Linked DNA regions of Homo sapiens: region 2 is linked to region 1. A link is a contact called in ENCODE Hi-C or POLR2A ChIA-PET data. All regions are on one chromosome and are shown on one strand. The core of a region is the stretch at or near the end of the contact, and the rest is flanking DNA. Distances in the headings are between cores, read along the strand shown. Region 1 holds the start of MATCAP2 (microtubule associated tyrosine carboxypeptidase 2). Region 2 has its middle 86 kb from the start of ANLN.

Region 1 (6,048 bases), core at 1,032-3,531:
TTTTGAGAAATAGCTCTTAAACTGCAGTGACTGTGACTTTAAAAACTAGAAATTTGTAGAGGTAATAGATGCATTTATAGCAAACTTGGAAAACAGCTTTCAGAATTCTGGGTATATAAGGAAGCCAACAGCATGGTTAATTTAGAGCCTTTTTCCTTAGGACATATGTTGCAAGAATTACTACTCTTACAAATGCAGCAGATTCATTGCTCATTACTATAGCAAGTGTTTTAACTCAAAGCAGATTTGTTCTTCGTCTATTGGTCCATTTGATATAATTCTATATTATTTTAGTTATCATTGAAAATGCACACACTTTCTGTTGTCTACTTATTCATTAATTCACAAATATTTATTAAGGACCTACTACATGCCAGCCACTCTTCTTGGTGTGGGAATATAGCAGTGAACAAACAAAAATCACTGCACTTGTGGAAATTTTATTCTAGGGATGGAGACAGACAACAGTCATGATAAATCAATAAAATATATAATAAATTAGATAATGTTAAGTGCTAAGTAAAAAAAATAAAGCAGAGAAGGGCTATAGGAAATATGAAGGAGTAGAATTTTAAATAGAGTGGCCAGGGAAGGGCTCACGAAGAGGTGACATTTGGATTAAGTCCTGAGGAAGTAAGGGAGCTAGTCCTGCGGATATCTGAGGGAAGAACATTCCACGCAGGGAGGATTCCAAGTTGCAAAGGCCTTGAGGTGAAATAGTGCCTGGAATTGAGGAATATCAAAGAGGCCAGTGTATCCATCGGGGAGGAAGTAGTTGGGGATGAGATCAAAGAGGTGACAGGAGGCTAGGTCATAAAGGACTTCACAGGAAAGGAAGCCACTGAAGATTTTGAACAGAGTGACATGATCTGATTTTTTCACAGGTTCACTCTGGCCAATGAGTTTTGAGAACAGTGTGAAAGAGGGTAGGGTGGGAATACAGAGACTGTCTAGAAGACTGCCATAATCCAGACAAGAGGTGGTGGTGGCTTGAACCAGAGTGGTAGCAAGTGGCTAGATTCTGGATGTATTTCGAAAACAGTAGTCACAGGATTTGAAGACAGAATATGAAGTGAGGTTATCCAGTTTTTGTGATATAGTTACATTTCCATTGTTCTCTCCTAAGTGATGAAAAAGACACAATTTCTCACAAGTTGCCTGTCATTCTCAGGGTGTGACGGTCCTGATATTCAACTTTCTTTTGTTCCTGAGTTTGAAAACACACCCCAATTATTTCCATGTCTTAGCCTTGAGGATGAAGAGAAAATTTAACTGTCTGAAGACTGACAGTTGCCAGCACTATCTCAGCTCCTCCTAAACTGTAAGCTCCGCTAGGCTTATTTCATTTCCCTTGATATCCTCAAAGCCTGCCTCAGAACCTTGCACACGTTAGGGTCTCAAAAAATGTTTGTTGAATGGTTTAGTCTACATTTCCCATTCCCACCGTACTTTTTTTTTTTTTTTAGTCTCACTTTGTCACCCAGGCTGGAGTGCAGTGGCGCGATCATGGCTCACTACATTCTCACCTCTCGGACTCAAGCAATCCTCCCACCTCGGCCTCCCGAGTAGCTGGGACTACAGAAGTGTGCCACCACGATTTGTTCACTTTTTGTGTTTTTAGTAGAGATGGGTTTTCGCCATGTGGCCCAGGCTGGTCTCCAACTCCTGGCCTCAAGCGATCCACCCGCCTTGGTCTCCCAAAGTGCGAGGATTACAGGCATGAGCCACCGTGGCCCGCCTCCCATGGTTATTGTAAAAGATTAAATTTTCATACTTGCTAATGTGAAAATGAATAATAAACTGAAAATAACATTCAGCCCCTATCAATTGCACAATCACAAGCTAAAATGTGAATTTCAGCATTAAGGATAGTATGCTGAGGTACCGTCAAGTGGTCATTGAGCCTCCTGCACTTTCCACTCTTACTAGCTCATCCTAAACGTGTTTTAGCTTCCCCGCACCTCGTAAGGGGAAGGACGGGTAGACTGGCTTTGCTATTTGCAGCTAGGGCCGAGTGTCACAGCGCACCATGGAGTTAAGTCACCTTTGAACGGGTACAAACGTCTCTGAAAGATCAGTCAATATGCGTTACCCACTGGCTGGAGACCCCAGCGCGCTCGCGGGCACAGCCACAAGCCCCGGAGGCACTGGCCCGCGCTGTGCACGCCGGGAGTTGTAGTTCCTCCCACTCTCTCTCGCCGCCCGCGGGCCTTCGTCGCACGAGCGCCCCCAGCGGCGCGCAGGCTCCGTGAAGCGCAGCGCGCGCGGACCCCGGGGGCAGTTTCCTAGCAACCGGCGGAGCGGCTACGTCACGGTGGCAGGTTCTAAGCGCTGCTGGGCACCGTAAGGCCGCCGTGTGTACCTTCCAGTAGCTACGGGCTGGTGGAAGCGCTGCTCACAGTCAGTGTCGGTACGTCTTCGTCCGCCCTTACCCTCCTTATCCTGCTCCAGGTAGCGGAGAGCCGCCTCCCGCCGCGCCCCCGCCACCGAGGCCCGGGTCAGAGGCTAGAGGCCGCCCGCCCCTGCGCGGCCCTTTCCCCTGAGCCCGCGGAGCCCGCCGCCCCGGGCCTCGGGGCGACGATGCTGGAGTCCATTCGCGTGACGGGTGAGTGCCGGGAAGGGCTGGCCGCGGCGGGGGTGCGGGGCGGACCGGGGTCCCGCCGCCCGGGGCTCAGGTAATGGTAGCCACCGGCTGGGCGCGCCGCTCGGGACTCCACCCTGCGCCCCGACCCCTTCGGGGCGCGCAGGAGGCGCTCGCGAAAAACCTGTGGAGGGAAGAGAGAAATCGGCCCCTTATCCTTTCGTCACTTATTATCAGTAAGTACCTGCTGTGGAATCTCGTGGAAAAGATTGTAATATTAGACCGGTTGCTGGTCTTACAAAGGTACAATCCAAAGATTGTTAAATCCTATTTCAAAACACGCTAGGTGTGTGATTAAGCTTCATAATTTTCTAGAATGTTCAGAAAAAATAAGCTAAGCGAAAGAACACATCTGTATATTTCATTATTTATACTGTGTATATTTGTGTGTGTATGCTTTTATTCTTAAACAGTGAGAACGTTTTGAGTTGATATTATTAATAGGCCATTTTACAGTACGGATTATACCAAGTGTAAAACATGGGTCTTTAAACAGACCCCAGGTCAGAAAGTCTGGAAGTTTACCTGCATTTTTTTAAATTCAGTTCAATCTCTGGGAGCACAGAACTTGACTCTTATTATTTGTAAATCGCTATGCGTGTTAGCTATTAAAAAAAACCTTACATAATATTAGAGTAATTTTCTAGGCCATTTTCCCAGCATTTGATTCTGTACGCAAACATTTCTGCAAGCAGGGTTTTGGCAGTTCAGAATTATGACGAAGAACAACGGAGTAAAGGGAAATACTCCTCAAACTAGTGCCAAAATAAAGCCGGAATTTTACATTTTAGAGCAATGCAGTACCTACCAGACTATTTTTCTGTGAGCATTCTAACTGAAAAACCAAACCTCTTTCCAGTGAAAATATTTATGATTTTAATTTTATACTGTTTTATTTCACGTTCAGTGTTATACGGAGTAGATTTGTGCAGTCACAAATCATGACGTTGCCACGATGTATATCATTTATGTTGACAGGAAACATAGTTCCAGGATCTGAGATCGAAAAGGCAACTTTAATTGGCATTAGAATTTTTAAAAATGTGATTTGATGTAGATGCTACTTTCATCTTAAAACACAATTAAAATGTCAAAAGTTACTTAAAAGTACCATACCTCCTAAATATGGAGCAAGGTTTCTCAACCTCCGCACCATTAACTTTGTTGTTGTTGTTGTTTTTGAGACGGAGTCTCGCTCTGTCGCCCAGGGTGGAGTGCAGTGGCGCTGTCTCTGCTCACTGCAATCTCCACCTCCCAGGTTCAAGCGATTCTCCTGCCTCAGCCTCCGAGTAGCTGGGATTACAGACGCATGCTACCACGCCCGCCGGATTTTTGTATTTTTAATAGAGACAGGGTTTCACCATGTTGGCCAGGCTGGTCTGGAACTCCTGACCTCAGGTGATCCTCACACCTCCGCCTCCCAAAGTGCTGGGATTATAGGCATGAACCACTGTGCCCAGCCTAGCACTGTTAACTTTGGACAAGATAGTTCTTCCTTGTGGGATGCTGTTCTCTGCCCCGCCCCCATAATTGTGACAACTAAAAATCACAATTGGGCAGGGGTGAGGGGTAGGGCAACATCTCCTTCTCCATGAGAATCAATGCCTTGAAGAAAAATATAGATTCTGTCACAGTGCACATTATTTCATTGAGAAATCACATAGATTAAAATTATTTTCCCAAACCATAACAATCATTGTAGAGATACAAATAAATTAATATTAGTATTAGAAAGTAGATACTATGATCAATTAGTCATGCAGAGTGATCTCTTGATATGTCAACATGTTGAGTTAGAAGTTTGAGAAGAGATACTTTAGAAAGTAGTAGACCCACTCCTCTTGTCTCATTTCCCTTCCTATAATTTAGTGGCAGTACATTTATGAATCCAACCCTGTATGTTTGCAAACCCTGAGGTAGACAATTTGGCAGTGAATTTCTATAGTACAATAAAGTTCAAATAGCCATTTGAGACCATGCAAGCCTCTAATTTACAATTCCTTTAAAAATAACTGGGTCATTTTTCAGACTACTTTCTCTCTTAAATATACTTAACTGCTTGAAATAATTCTAGAGCCCTGTGCCCAGCATTTCACTGCGATATCAGAAAAACCCAGTTTGGACAGCCAGAAACTTCATGTAGAGAGTTAAGCTGAAAACATGCCCTCCTCTCCCCTGGTCATTCCCTCACGATTCATTGATATCTGAGATGGCCATGTTCTTCTTTCTGGTTAGCAGAACTTGATTGTGGTAAGAGTACTGATGGAAATGTGTTCATTTTTTTTTCAGCTCTAAAAGTCGTTACAAATATAGAACAGACTCATTTTATATTTCAGGAATGAAGCAATTACTTGTTTCTGAAATCCTTCCTATATAATATCTTACCCACTTTTGACTTATTAGTATATGCTATCTATGCTGTTTAAAAATGGAATCAAATCAGAAAAGGTTTTTTTGACTTCTCATGGCCTTTTAAAGAAGAAGGTTCTGAGGCTGGGTGCAGTGGCTCACACTTGTAATCCCAGCAGTTTGTGAGGCGGAGAGCAGGCGGATTACCTGAGCTCAGGAGTTCAAGACCAGCCTGGGCAACACGGCAAAACCTTATCTCTACAAAAAATTAAAAAATTAGCCGGGCATGATGGCCTGCGCCTGTAGTCCCAGCTACTTGGAAGGCTGAGGCAGGAGTATCACTTGAGCGCCCAGGCGGCAGAGGTTGCAGTGAGTCAGGATTGCCACTGCACTCCAGCCTTGGCCACAGAGTGAGACCCTGTCACAAAAAAAAAAAAAAGAAGAAGAAGATTCTACTTTAGCTTCCGGGATTTAAAAAAAAAAAAAGGGTTTATTATACCAAAGCCACTAAAATCTTGATTCTAAAATATAGATTAATTACCTTATTAACATGAAATTTGCCTTGGAATTCAAATTTAATGATTCAGAATATTTCCCTATGTACATTTTTCCATGCGGTGTTTCTATAGGAGCTGAATATAATATTTAATGTGATACTAATAATAGTTAACAAAGGCTGCTTACCTATAGTCCAGCACTGTTCTCAGCACTTCACACATATTCACTTTTAAAATCCTTACAATAATACTATGAAGTATGCATTATTATTATCCCATTTTACAGATAAGGAAACTGTAGCACAAAGAAGTTATGTAACTTGGTCAGGGTAATAGCTATTAATAAACAGAGCCAAGATTCATACCAGACAACTCCATTCCAAAGTCCATGTTGTCAACTGCTAGGAAAATCAGCTCACTATTATAGTGACTGTACACTGATTTGAGCCACAAAATCCAACATCAAGATTTCATGTAATATCAGTGTGACATTATCCGATGGTTTGCTCAACTGTTGGTTTTTAGATTTTTAATCACAGGCAAGTATGTAATAATTTTTAC
Region 2 (5,689 bases), core at 2,827-5,326, 110 kb before region 1:
CAAGCATTGTCGTGCATGCTCGTAGTCCCACCTACCCAGGAAAGCTTGAAGTGGAAGGATCACCTGAGCCCAGGAGTTCAAGGCTGCAGCAACCCATGATCACACACACCATTTCACTCCAGCCTAGGTGAAAGAGCAAGACCTTGTCTCAAAAAAGAAAAGAAGAGAAGATAGAGAAGAGAAAGAAGGAAGGAGAAATTAATAAGAGATTACACAAGCAAATGGAAAAACATGTCATGCTTGTGAATAGGAAGAATCAATATCATTAAAATGGTCATACTGCCCAAAGCAATTAACAGATTCAATGCTATTACTATCAAACTATCAATGCCATTCTTCACAGAATTAGAAGGAACTATTTTAAAATTCATATGGAACCAAAAAACAGCTCAAATAGTCAAGACAATCCTAAGCAAAAAGAGCAAAGCTGGAAGCATCACATTACCTGACTTCAAACTATGCTACAGGGCTACAGTAACCAAAACAGCATAGTACTGGTACAAAAGCAGACACATAGACTAATGGAGCAGAATAGAGAGCCCAGAAATAGAGCTGAACACCTGCAACCATCTGATCTTTGACAAAGATGACAAAAACAAACAATGGGAGAAGAACTCCCTATTCAATAAATGTTGCTGGGATAACTGGCTAGCCATATACCAAAGATTGAAGCTAGACCTCTTCCTTACACCATATACAAAAATCAACTCAAGATGGGTTAAAGCTGTATATGTAAAACCAAAAACTGTAAAAACCCTGGGAGATAATCTAGGAAATACAATTTTGGACATAGGCCCTGGCAAAAATTTCATGACAAAGACACCAAAAGCAATTTCAACAAAAACAAAAATTGACAAATAGGACTTAGTTAAACTACAGGGCTTCTGCACAGAGAAAAACTATCAACAGGGTAAACAGTCTGCCTACAGAATGGGAAAGAATATTGCAAACTATGCATCTGACAAAGGTCTAATATTCAGAATTTATAAGGAACTTAAATTAACAAGCAACAAAAAACCCATAAGAAAGAGAGCAAAGAACATGAACAGGCACTTTTTAAAAGAAGATACATACACAGCCAACAAGCACATGAAAAAATGCTCAACATCACTAATCATTAGAGAAATGCAAATCACACCAGTCAGAATGGCTATTATTAAAAAGTCAAAAAATAACAGATGCTGACAAGGTTACAAAGAAAAGGGAGTGCTTATACACTGCTGGTGGGAATGAAAATTCGTCCAGCCGTTATGGAAAGCACTGTGGTGATTTCTCAAAGAATTTAAAACAGAAATTTCCTTTGACCCAGCAATCCTATTACTGGGTATATACCCAAAGGAATATAAATCATTCTACCATAGAGATACATGCATGCATATGTTCATCATAGCACTATTCACAATAGCAAAGACATGGAATCAACCTAAATACCCATCAACAGTACACTGGATAAAGAAAATGTGGTATATATACACCATGAAACACTACACTGCCTTAAAAAAAAGAACAAGGCCACGTCCTCTGCAACAACATGGATGGAGCTGGAGGTCATTATCCTAAGTGAACTAATGCAGGAACAGAAAACCAAATGCCGCATGTTCTCATACGTAAGTGGGAGCTAAACATTGAGTACACATGGACACAAAGAAGGGAACAGGAGACATCAGGGCCTATGCGAGTATGGAAGGTGGGAGGAGGGAGATGACTGAAAAACCACCTATTGGGTACTATGCTTATTACTTGGGTGACAAAATAATCTGTACACCAAACCCCTGTGACACGCAATTTACCTATATAACAAACCTGCACATGTACCCCTGAACCTAAAATTTTTTTTAATTTTTTTAAAATTATAAATGAATAAATAAAGGCTTTCCAGAAATAACCAGTAGTCAACATCATCGCTCAGATATTTTCAAACTGATTTGGTGGAATTTTGCTGAACTTACAGTATTTTAGGAACAAAGCAGATATTTCCCTACACCAGCAACAACAACAAAAAGAGTACAGGTTTCTTTTTTTCAAGTATCTTTGCTATACACTTTGTAACAGTCCCAAAGCATCCTTCCTGATATGGCCCATATTGAGGCTGAAGGGCTTCTAAGCCACACATACTCTTGGGCTGAAAACACCTAGGAATCTGCCTTTGGCACTCTCATGACCACGTAGAACACAATTTGGAAATTCAGGATACGTTAATAGTGAAAAAATGATGTCCGCAACTCACTTTCAAATGGATAACCAAAAACAGTGTCACTCTAGATACAGATTTAGCTTTAAATCTGTGTGGGTATACAGATAAAGTGAAATAACAAAATATTAACAACTATTGACACTTGGTGGTGAGGATATGAATATGAATTGTAACATTCTTTCAACTTTTATATATTTTTGAATATTTTTTATATTAAAAAGTTGGGGGCCAAGGGAAGTATGAATCTGAACAATAGGCTGAACGTTCTCAGCTAACACCCAGGAATCCCACTAAAGATCATATGTTTTCACAATGACTTTGAAAAAGTGATTCAGAAACTTGTATGCAAAGACTGTATGCACATTTTCCACACAGGACACACCACCACGGGTACAGAGTGGAGGTAAGGACTAATACTTACATATTTCTAGTAGATGTCAATGTCTTAAGTACCTGAGATTTGGAGTCTGTGGCCACAGGGAGTATTACAACTGTACCAAAACAATGTGCTTCACTTTTGCTTCAACAGCAATGGTGGCAGCAACCGCTTAGAAAAGCAATCCAAAACCACAGGTTGCCATCATTAATAAAATACTCCTCTCTTTTTTTGAAGGTGGCAACAAGATAAAAGTAGGAAAAGAGAAGGTGTTAGTATATATGATTAGCTTAGGTTTTACAACATATGACAGAAATCCAAAAGTGACAATGGCTTAAACCCATAGAGGTTTATTCTCTCACATAAAATAAGTCTAAAGATAGTCTAAGAAGATTTGGTGGCATCATTAAGCTATGAGGAACCTGAGTTTATCTTTATACTTTACTGTCCTCAGCACATGGTACCTATCCTCTTGATCCAATATGGCTACTGCAGCTCCAGCCATCATGCCTTTATTCCAAAGAGGAAGAAGAAAAAAAAACACTTCCTTAGTTGTTGGTCCCCTTTTAATGAGTCTTCTTTACATATCATTGGCTGGAACTAAGTCATATGGCCATACCTAGAAATGTAGTCTTAAATTTTGCTGTCAGAGTATCCTTCTCTTCCTCACTGCTCCACTCTCTGCCCCAGTTATATAGTGACTCTGATGTTAAAACAAAGGGGTGGGGAGATGGATGTTGGAAGGCTCTAACAGTATATATCACTGTGGGTTTAGCTGTCCAGGAGATAAGCCAATGGTCTTTTAAACAGATTCTTAATGCATTACCCTAGCATGGGCTCTCTATGCATATCCTGGCTTGGCTTCACATACTGCCCAGACCCCACTCCCAGGCCTGAAAAAGCCAAACTAGGAGGTCAAGTGAAAGCAGGAAGGGTCCTCACCTGAGGGAGCTTGGCCAGAGAGAAGAGTCAGAATTACTGCCGACAGAAGCCAAATAGAGTCAAGCACTCAACCCAGAGGGGCCAAGATGAAAACGGAAGAAAAGGCATCAAAAACAGGATTTTGGAAGGTTAGCAGCAAGGCAGATTAAGGAGTCAGGAAGTGGTCAAAGAAGGTGATTCATAATGTTATCTGGCACATGCACGCTAGAGCTTTCCTTTGTGTGGTCTAAGATGTTTCCCGAGAAACCAGCCAGGGAAGGGACCCTTCTCTGGGGGACATATGTACTGTCTGTGTGGCCTATTATGAGCTCCCCTTTGATTTTGGCACGGGTACAGGACCCAAAAGAACCATGGGGAGCTGAGAAGGTGTGGTATCATAGCCCAGGGCAGAAGCCCTTGACGGCTACATTGTTATCCAGAGATGAAAAGTTGGCCTGTATTTTGCCTGAGGGACGTGATTTGTCCCTGTTAGTACCTGTGCCTGCTTTGTTGTTCCAGCTGTAGTTTGGCATGCTCCAACAGCATTGTGGATTGGGCCCACGCCTACACTGAGGTGACCAATGTCTCCAACTGTTGCATCTGCACTGCCCTCCCAGCAGCAGCTGCGGACAGCTTGCCTTGTCACGTGCATCCAGCTTCTGTGCAGAACTGAACATCACTAGAGACTTGGGATCCCATGGACAATGGGTGGGATGCAACACAGCGGGCTTTGGACAGGGGTGTTGCAAAACCATGGCAAGCCTGCCCCCTGGCTGACTCATAGTGTCCATGATGGATGGGGCTGGCTAATAGGAGATCACGTGGTGCCCCCATCGCAGGTGCCACAATGCATAGAGCAGCACCGGGGAAAAGTCACTGTGGGATGGCTGCCTACTGAGGTTTGTGCAAACACAACACATGTCACCACACCAAGGGTGTGGTGGAACAAGCAGCCTTACCAAGGCTGGGCCCCCCCCATGGACTTCGTGCCCCCTGGGAGTTTATGGGTCTGTGGGGACACAGGATGGCCATGTCTGCCATCCAGTTGGACCAGATGTTGTACCTGGGGTGGCCCAATGTGCCTGCCACTGTGTTTCCCCCATTGCCTAGTTGCTGGCATTATTAGGAGGCACTGCATTCCCGCTTTTTGCGAGGGCAGGGGGCCCCCTGGTGGTTCTATCCCTTAGCAATAACTATCCCTGGAGTAAAAGTCATTACTGTAGAAAAGCAGGTTACAGCCTTTGCAGAGCACACAGCTCGTGCTCTGAATGACACCTGAGTTGCTCTCCTTTTGTTAACTGATGAAGTTGATCAGATCAGGAAGGTGGTGCTACAAAACCAGATGGCTTTAGACACAGTCACAGCTACCCAAGGTGGCACCTGTGCCCTTGTAGGGACACAACGTTGTACATTTATACCTGACAACCACCGGAACATAACAGCAGCTTTACAAAGGGTGTCACAGGAGATTAAGGTGATTGAGCACCTTACTGACGACCCCCTTCAGAGATGGTGGGCATCTCTGGGCTCTGGCCTATGTTGGGCTCTCATAATCATAGGTAGCATAGCAGGAATATTAGTGGTAGGTTTTTGCTCTCTGTATTGTTGCTGTGGCCTGTGGGTCCAGGGTGCTGCTGTATATGCAGGGGTCCCCACCAAGAGGATCCCCTCGGCCTAGGGGGTGTAGTGTAAGGAACATGGCTGTGCTGCAGCCAAGCAGGCACAGGGCAGCAGGCATAGGCCCAGGTAAACAGCTTGGATGATCCAGCAGGTTTGTGGTGCAGGCACACAGTCCCATGTTTATATAATCATAAGCATGTAGACATAACATAGAGAAGCTCATCACCTGGCTCTCAGGCACTATTGTTTGTGTGGTGCATAAATGTAACACTGACTCTGTGAAGGAGCTGCTGAATAAAGCCATCTCCCATCTACCTGCTGTCTCTCAAGTGTTCTTCCAGCTCCCTGCCCTACATCCACCCACTCCCCTCAGCCCTCAGCTGGGGCTGGAACCTGACCCTGAGCATGATAGAATTCTTTATGCTATTATCAGACACTTGTACCTGAGTGTGAATGAAGACACTGAGAGCTGTGTCATGGGGTGCAGGAGACAGACTATCAGGATACTGGGTACCAGGAAGGAAAGGTGGCCAGTGCAGAGGCTGAGGGCATAACTAGATCAAGGGACAAGCCTGTCT

The links. A loop is a pair of places that touch in the nucleus more often than their neighbours do. ChIA-PET counts read pairs that join two places held with the same protein, here RNA polymerase II (POLR2A). Pooled maps may share reads with other maps.
Region 2: a loop to region 1 is called in a pooled map, with 2.4 times the contacts of the local background. The contact joins the enhancer-like site here to the promoter of MATCAP2 in region 1. A Hi-C loop is called at or near these places in 2 of 168 maps with a recorded cell type or tissue (CD4-positive, alpha-beta memory T cell and naive thymus-derived CD4-positive, alpha-beta T cell) and 6 of 50 pooled maps. POLR2A ChIA-PET finds 5 or more read pairs at or near these places in 1 of 52 experiments (activated T-cell).

What each region holds. Positions count from the first base shown.
Region 1 is chr7:36,363,473-36,369,520 of GRCh38, reverse strand. It overlaps MATCAP2 (microtubule associated tyrosine carboxypeptidase 2), which reads left to right and starts at 2,281. Exons shown (of 7, transcript NM_001199706.2): 1 at 2,281-2,605. The coding sequence starts at 2,581. RefSeq lists a silencer at 2,532-2,631.
Region 2 is chr7:36,472,523-36,478,211 of GRCh38, reverse strand. No RefSeq gene overlaps it. Among named protein-coding and RNA genes, the nearest start is that of ANLN, 86 kb to the right of the region's middle. Within about 2 kb of position 4,076, at least 2 of the 41 ENCODE cell types and tissues checked have a DNase peak (open chromatin) inside an H3K27ac peak, as active enhancers do.